Linked DNA regions of Homo sapiens: region 2 is linked to region 1. Evidence: chromatin loops called from intact Hi-C (ENCODE). Cell type or tissue: breast epithelium. All regions are shown on one strand. Region 1 overlaps CNIH2 (cornichon family AMPA receptor auxiliary protein 2). Region 2 overlaps RBM14-RBM4 (RBM14-RBM4 readthrough).

The links. Hi-C counts contacts between places; a loop is a spot of excess contacts. Peaks named below come from ENCODE experiments on the same cell type or tissue, not always from the same donor. Only the 100,000 strongest peaks of a DNase experiment are listed, where the experiment ranks them.
Region 2: a loop joins it to region 1, with 5 times the contacts of the local background. A loop is called at or near these places in 1 of 110 quality-filtered maps.

The regions. Positions count from the first base shown.
Region 1 is chr11:66,280,614-66,284,613 of GRCh38, forward strand. CNIH2 (cornichon family AMPA receptor auxiliary protein 2) reads left to right here. Exons shown (of 6, transcript NM_182553.3): 2 at 1,646-1,714; 3 at 2,120-2,167; 4 at 2,422-2,534; 5 at 2,635-2,778; 6 at 2,957-3,593. The coding sequence ends at 2,984. It overlaps YIF1A (Yip1 interacting factor homolog A, membrane trafficking protein), which reads right to left. Exons shown (of 8, transcript NM_020470.3): 8 at 3,967-4,000. Among named protein-coding and RNA genes, the nearest start is that of CNIH2, 4.4 kb to the left of the region's middle. RefSeq lists an enhancer at 1,833-2,336. In breast epithelium, CTCF peaks have their summits at 2,044 (motif pointing left) and 2,245; a DNase peak (open chromatin) is centred at 1,988; H3K4me3 peaks cover 552 bases; H3K27ac peaks cover 261 bases.
Region 2 is chr11:66,643,372-66,647,371 of GRCh38, forward strand. RBM14-RBM4 (RBM14-RBM4 readthrough) reads left to right here. Exons shown (of 2, transcript NM_001198846.2): 2 at 2,656-3,097. The coding sequence ends at 2,675. It overlaps RBM4 (RNA binding motif protein 4), which reads left to right. Exons shown (of 4, transcript NM_002896.4): 3 at 79-769; 4 at 2,656-3,097. The coding sequence ends at 761. Among named protein-coding and RNA genes, the nearest start is that of RBM4, 6.7 kb to the left of the region's middle. RefSeq lists an enhancer at 1-436. In breast epithelium, no CTCF peak of the experiment used is centred here; no DNase peak of the experiment used is centred here; H3K4me3 peaks cover 2,728 bases.

The sequences.
Region 1 (4,000 bases):
CAGCGCCAGGCAGCCTGGGGGGTGGGAGGGGTGACGCCCGCCGCCTGCTGGTGGTGCCAGCTCTGGGGTACAGACGGCACCCTTCTGCTCCCTGTGGACCCTGTTGCTGTGCGTGCCAAGTGGCGCTGCCCAGAGTCAATGGGGAGCTGGGCGGGGAGGGGGGATGATCCAGATGGCCTCAGCTCCCTCCAGGAAGCCCATGTTCTTTCTCTCTGAGCCGTCTGGGGCCTGGGATGCCTGGGGGTGGTGGGCCTGCTGCCTCATCCTAGGGCTGGAGCCGACAGGAGGGGACCCCAGCAGGCTCCTCTGCCAGCCCATTTCCCCCAAGTCACCTGTCAGCTCCTTCCCATCCCATCATCCCCTCAAACACTTGCTCCCCTGGAGAGTTTCCACCCGTGAGGACACTGCCGTCTGCCAGACACCCCAACACCTGAAGCCACCTTAGATTTCTGCCTTCACTTCTCAGCCATTTGAACCCTCTGGAGTCTGGCTCCTAAAGAGCTGTAGAATCCCATGCACGCCTTCCGTCTCCACTACAACTCTCCTCACTCAGACCACCATCAGCCCTGCCCCTAACCCTCCAAACCGTCCCCTTGCTGGTCTGGCCTGAGTATGACACAGTGGTTAGGAATTTTAACTCTGGAGTCACACTGGGTTAGAATCCACTAACCAGCCGTGTGGCCCTGGACAAGTCACTTAACCTGCCTCAGCTTCCTCATCTGCAAAACAGACATGAAAATAAAACTAGTACCTAAGTCATAAGGTTGTTAAGAATTAAATGAGTGAATCCACATACCGGCCAGGAGAAGCACCACTTAGATCTCAGCTGTGACTGTCAGTGAGCTCGGATTTCCTGCCCCACCAATCCTGAGACATGGACCAATCCTAAGACATGGACCTGACCACCCCACTCTGCTGCTGTGTACTCTTCAATGCCTCCCCCCAAAATTTTTGTGTTAAAGTAAGTCCAAACTCCTGCTCTGGCCTCACAGGGCGCCCATGTCTGGCTCTGCTGAATTCTCCAGCTCCTCTTCCACCACTCTCTCTTTTCTTCCTGCTCGCTGCGCTGTCACGCCAGCCCCATGAAACCCGCAGCCTCCTGAATGTCTCCTGACCTTTCACCCCTCTGCCATTGCACCTTCTACTGCTTGGACTGCATTTCCCCCATTTGCTCACCAACACCTACTCCGAGTCCAGCCTGAACTCCCTCACCCCCCACACAGGGTTAAGCGCCCACTCCAGGTCCTCCCTGTACCCCAAACCCTGATCACCTGGAAGGCAGAGTGATCATCCCTCTGGGCCTGGGTTCCTCCTGGGCAGGGGCTGCATCCCAGGCCTCTGGAGCCCCAGTGCTCAGCACAGGGCCTGAGACTTGGCAGGGCAGACACGAAGCCATGTCTTGGGATGTTTTGGAAGGGGGTGTAGTGGACATGGGCCTGAACTGGGCATCCAGACGCTAGGGTTCCCTTCTGGACTGTTGTAATGACCTTGGACCAGGCCCTGCTCCTCCCTGGACCTCGGTTTCTCCACCTTTGCAACAAGCTCCACCTGGCTGGTCCTCTTCAGTAAACTATCCCACAGAAGGACTTGGGGGAAGGCCATAAGCTGCTGCCCCAACCCTGACGGGCACACGCCCCTCCCCCAGATCATAGCCTTTGATGAGCTGCGGACCGACTTCAAGAACCCCATCGACCAGGGGAACCCTGCGCGGGCAGTAAGTGATACATGTGCTGTGCCGAGGTGTGTCCGTCCGTCTGTCTTTCCATCTGTCGTGGGCTGGGGGTGGGAGACGGGAAGACGGGGGTGGGGTGGGGGGCCTACGGCCATGCCCCCTTCCTCTCTGTCTCCGCCCCCAGCAAACACCTGGCGCGGGCTCAGGGCTGAGTTCCTCTTGGCGGGGCGGTGGTTGCCAGGCTCTGGGCCGTTGCCATGGAGACGCGGGTGAAGGCCCTTCCATGGTGACGGTCGCCATGGGGACGGCGCGGCTGCTTCCCGGCCGTGCCGACAGTGCCGCAGAGATCGCTCTGGCGCCCCCTGGCGGCCACATGTGGAGCGGTGGGAGCTGCTCCAGTACCTGCTTCTCCGCCACCCCATCGCGGCCTTTTCCTTCCCCCAACAGCGCGAGCGTTTAAAAAACATCGAACGCATCTGCTGCCTCCTGAGGAAGGTCAGTGTCAGGGCTGGGGGCAGGAGGCTCCTAGCCCAGCGCTGCCCCCACTGTCTGTGGCCCAGAACCAGGCCTTCCCCTGCTTTGGGCCTGTTTGATCCACTCTACTTGGGAGGGAGTGGGAAGCCAGAGGCCTTTTAATCCCCAGAGGTCACGGTGGGTGGGCACCTCCCAAACCCCAGCTCCTCTCTGTCCCCTTGAAGGCTGGTCTGTCATAGCACCAGGCCGCTGACCTCTCACCCTCACTCCCCCAGCTGGTGGTCCCAGAATACTCCATCCACGGCCTCTTCTGTCTGATGTTTCTGTGTGCAGCAGAGTGGGTGACCCTGGGCCTCAACATCCCCCTCCTCTTCTACCACCTCTGGAGGTGAGGGTAGCAGCTGCCTTGGGGAGGCTGAGATGGGGAACAGGGGCAGGATGGGGGTGGGAGTCCTGATGGCAGACACTCAGGCCCCTGTCTGCCCCAGGTACTTCCACCGTCCTGCAGATGGCTCTGAGGTCATGTATGATGCGGTCTCCATCATGAATGCTGACATTCTCAACTACTGCCAGAAGGAGTCCTGGTGCAAACTTGCCTTCTACCTGCTCTCCTTCTTCTATTACCTGTACAGGTGAGGCCTTGCCCACAGCAGTCAGAACTCAGGGAAGGGATGTCCCAGCATCACGCTTCCAATCCCAAGTTCCTGCCTTTTGCCCCTGAGGACTGAGGGCAGCCCAGGGTGTGACCAGGTGGGCATCTGGGTGGCTGTGTGTGTGCAGGGCTAGGCTCACTGGCTCATCTTCCTACAGTATGGTTTATACGTTGGTGAGTTTCTAAGGGGGAAGCCGGCCAGGGAGCGAGCCCAGAACGGACCGGACGCCTGTGCACCCCCAGCCCTGCCCCTTGGCCGCAGAGGCCTCAGCCCTGGGGAGGGAGGGGGCACTGGTGCCCCCAGCCTCTCCAACCCCCAAACTGCTGCTGCGGGGAACCCCCCCCACCCCGCCTTCAGAGCCCTCCCCCTTGGACTAGAGCGGCTGGGCAGAGCTCTAAACAGGGGCAGGGGCTCCTCTGCCAGCCTGTGGGCATGGCAGTCATTCCTGGAAGGGGCAGGACCTCCGGCCTTGTCCATTTCGGGGGAAACTTGGGCCCTGCCAAGGGGCAGAGCTTGACCCTGGAAATTCTGGGCCATCCCCCTCCACCCCCACCCTGAGGCTCCCCCTGCAGGTGGGGGGGTACCCGCACCGGGAATGAGCAGGCTCAGCAGGGGGGCAGCCCCACCCCTAGTCTGCCCTCCCCTCTCCCCCAGGCTCTTTCTCCAGCCCTGTCTCCATCTGCCCCAACCTCAGCCCACCTTGTCTCTTGGACCTATTTTCTATGTCGCCTGGAGGAGTCCGGCACCCCCTCCCCGGCCATTTGTGACAAAATATGAATAAACTACTGCAAATATGTGGGCCCCGGTTCTGCTCCTGGAAAGCTTGAAGAGGAGATGGGGGCCGATTACAGGGACTGTATAGGGGGCAGCCCTAAGCTGAATCCCCAGCCTGGCTTGTCTCACCCCACTAGCCCACAGACCCTGCTGGAGCCCCCCAGAGGGATCAGACGCCTTCCAGGTCCCCTCAGCAGCCTCCTTCCATCTTCTCTTTCCCAGCTGAGGCTGCTGAAACCCTTACAAGGCAGTATCAAGGTCACCAAAGTCATGAAGCCCTCCCTGGGTCCACCTTCTTCCTAGACGGCCCCAAGCCCGATCCCCTGGGCAATGCAGAGGCGCAGAGGTATCTGTAGCTCCCCATCAGGCCCCAGGAACAAGGGTCAGACAAAGTCAAGGAAATCAAATCTTCAATGAATGAAAAACT
Region 2 (4,000 bases), 360 kb after region 1:
CTATGACCAGTGTCTGGGGTAGGGGCTGGGGCTATGACTAAGAGTGATAGCAACCCTTCTTGCGTCTGTTTCTTCAAGGCAAACGAATGCACGTGCAGTTGTCCACCAGCCGGCTTAGGACTGCGCCCGGGATGGGAGACCAGAGCGGCTGCTATCGGTGCGGGAAAGAGGGGCACTGGTCCAAAGAGTGTCCGATAGATCGTTCAGGCCGCGTGGCAGACTTGACCGAGCAATATAATGAGCAATACGGAGCAGTGCGTACGCCTTACACCATGAGCTATGGGGATTCATTGTATTACAACAACGCGTACGGAGCGCTCGATGCCTACTACAAGCGCTGCCGTGCTGCCCGGTCCTATGAGGCAGTGGCAGCTGCAGCTGCCTCCGTGTATAATTACGCAGAGCAGACCCTGTCCCAGCTGCCACAAGTCCAGAATACAGCCATGGCCAGTCACCTCACCTCCACCTCTCTCGATCCCTACGATAGACACCTGTTGCCGACCTCAGGAGCTGCTGCCACAGCTGCTGCTGCAGCAGCAGCCGCTGCTGCTGTTACTGCAGCTTCCACTTCATATTACGGGCGGGATCGGAGCCCCCTGCGTCGCGCTACAGCCCCAGTCCCCACTGTTGGAGAGGGCTACGGTTACGGGCATGAGAGTGAGTTGTCCCAAGCTTCAGCAGCCGCGCGGAATTCTCTGTACGACATGGCCCGGTATGAGCGGGAGCAGTATGCCGATCGGGCGCGGTACTCAGCCTTTTAAAGCTTGAGGTGAGAGGGGTGGGGTGTTCCCTCTTCTGGTTTTGCCATCCCTCCTGCAGCCTAAAGGGCTCCAATTAGGCTGCCCTGCTTGCTTGCTTGCTTTTGCAGGGTTAGGGGAAGGTTACTAGGATGGCTCACAGGCTAGAGAGAAGTCCTAACTGCTTAACTTTAAAATACATAGAGTTCCTTGGCCCTCATGGCTATTTTTCAGGGCTTCTGGTAGTGGGAGTCAATTTGATTCTATTTGTGCCTAGAAAAATAAAGAATGATGTGCTGGTGAATCTTGGGTCACCTATGTACTATACTATAATTGAACCTTACCTGGGGACCCACACGTTCAGGCTCAGGTGTTTTGTTTCTTAGAGCCTTTGTTAAGTTTCCTACGTGTGCGACATTCCTAAGGTCTTCAAGTTTCCTATTCTGTTTTGTGCTGTGTGAAAGTTCTGATATGACCCCTGATGATAAAGTCCATAACTGTAGTTAACTGGTCATCACTGCTCAGGTCCCAGTTACTAAGAAGACTACCAAAATGGCATCATCTTAATCTTGAAGCGTATTTCTGACATTCCTGAACCGTTCAACCCTTATGAGTTTTATAGAACTTATTTGATGGTAAGTTGGGGTAGAGAGAAATACAAAACTTATCTTTTATAAAGTTCCACAAGGAAGTCTGGGCATAGATGCTAACACTCACCTTCTCTGCCCAGCTCAGATTTATTCCCTGAATAGAGTGCCCACTCCATTGCTATATCTTTCAGTCTGTCCTATAACAGCCCAGCCTGTCACTTACTTAGGGTTTTTTTTTTTTTTAAGTAACTATTCCCACAGTTCTAGTTTTGACATCATCTACTTTCTCAGGGTATATGTTTTAAGAATGCAGGCACACCTGTTAATTTTACTCCTTTGGTAATGTTGAAATCCAGGGTTGGGAGCTTTGCCATAAGCAAATCACTCCCTTCTTCATCTTCTCACTAGCTGTTTTGGGCATTTAATACTCTTGAGCCAGCAGCTCTACCCTGAGTCCGCTGGCTTTTTCCACTGTCATACATTTTGAGCCCCATGATCCATTTGGCTCTCCTTGAATATATTCTCTTCTGATACTTGCCAGCTTTGGGCTCTAGGTGTTTGAGATTATTGTTGTACTTAAGGGTAAATCTCAATGCCCTTAGTTTTGAATAGCTCCCAGTATGTCCCACACATTACCATTGATCCTTAATTATAGTAACTGTGTGAGTGATAGATAACTGTCATCTTTGCAGTTAGGGCAGAAGGTATGTGGCTTTCCCAGGGTCATTGGGTAGGCAGTCACTGATTGGGCTGGAAAAGAGACTTGATGTGTAGCTTATACATGCCCTTCTGCACCTTCTTTCCAAAGTTAGTTTCTTCCCTAGTTGGAATTGGATGTCCTCAGGTCTTAAAACTTGTGCAGTTGATGCTACTTCTATCTAGACTTTGAATGATTTTTAACTCGGACCTTGGCAGTAACTCCTAGATAGAAAATACTGTTAATTTTTTTTTTTTAAACCTCAGGGAGCTAATTGGAACCTTTCCATTTTTCCTATCCTCTGCTGACAGCTTGTGATGTGGAATTACCTTCTCTGAGGAATGCTAATGTTAACATCATCAAGAGCAAGGAATGTCTCTTTGCCTACTTTTATGAAACAAGATTTGCTATTAATTTAAGACCTTAGTCTGAGGTTGTTTAGCCTCCCCAGTTACTCTCTGGCCTTCAAGCTCTTTTCATTGTTAGAGATTACTGTGATACTGGGGGAGAAGGGTACAAGTAAACTTAAAAGGAGTGTCAAGTTATCAGACTTTGTAAAGATGTTGAAGTTTTAAATGGGAAAGCCCTTTTGAGCTTTGCTGTAAAGCCGCTGTATTGTGCTCTCTTTCAGGTGGGATGTGTGTGGGCTGAAATTCCGAGCTGCGGTTGTGCATGAGAATACACCCTTCGTGGTACCCCATCTCCGGGACGTTCTCGGCTCTGTGCGTTCAGTCCCTCAGGAACCGTGGACCTTAATTTACCTTGCTAAGTTCAGACCTTCTCTTCCTTTCCTTTCCTTTCCTCTCCTGCCCATTTTCCTGTTCTTCTGTCCTTCAATACTTCTGTAGCTTCCCATTCATGTTCTCTTCTCCCAGCAGGCCTCATTGTGTGCAGAAACTGTGGTGGGGGCTGTGCTGTCTCCTCCCTGCCTCCTGCCTCCTGCGGCTGTTGGATTTGGGAATGACCTTGGTGAGAGTCTCACTGCTCCAGGGTCTCTTTTTGGTCCAAAGGCTAGACCTATAGAGTTGGATCACTTTTTTTCTTTCCGGTGAAATAAATGGTTTTTCAACTTAGGGTATGTGTGCTTTGCGAGACTTCTTGCTTGGGCTTGTTTGGGGGTTCATTTGTACCTTGAAGGGGAGGGTATAAAGTTTTAAGACACTCAGCTTTGGGTGAACGTCACTGTAGTTATTTTGTTTATTGTAAGTAGGACTTGTAGGTGCCAGAGGAAGGAGGTTATACAGAAGCCCAGGCAGGCAGCCTTATTCCAATGAAGACTTTTCCCACTGGTCCACCTTTGTTATAAAACCAACTACTTTTAGTTTACAGATGTAGGTCTTCTCTTCTAGAGAAACAGTCACCACCTTCCCTTAAGACTACCATTCCAATCACCCAGTCAGTGTATCTAGCTTAACTTAATTTCCAGGGAAAAGGAGGGGTTTAGGGGAAGAGGAAGTCAGTTTTCGCTCTTCGTGCCATGTGAAAAAATGAAGCTGTGGCTCCAAGAGTACTTTGCTAACTAGGCCAGTGACATGTGTTGATGCCTTTCACCATCTATTTGTTTAGCTCTGCCAAAATCCAAAGAATGCCTGAATGGTCCCACTAGCACCTCATTACTTGGGTTTACAGCCTTTAAATCATAGGCATGGAGAAATGACCCAACATATGAGGCTTTAGATACCTTGTTGAATGATGGGGCTGAGTGCAAGAACTGCCGCCTCAGCCTCACGTTTTTCTTGAAACAGTTATTTGTCTTCCATATGTTTGGTCTGTACCTTCTTGCTCCAGTTTCTACAGATACAGGACTGTGTCAGAGCATTTCTCAGAATCATTCAACAAATACTGAGCACCTACTGTATGCCAGGCATTACCCTTTCAGGGAAGTTGGGTTATGATGATGGGGAGATAAAGAAGCTGGTCTTTACTTCGATAGTTTCTCAGATTTTTTTTTTAAATTAATTGTTTCCTCCTGTTAG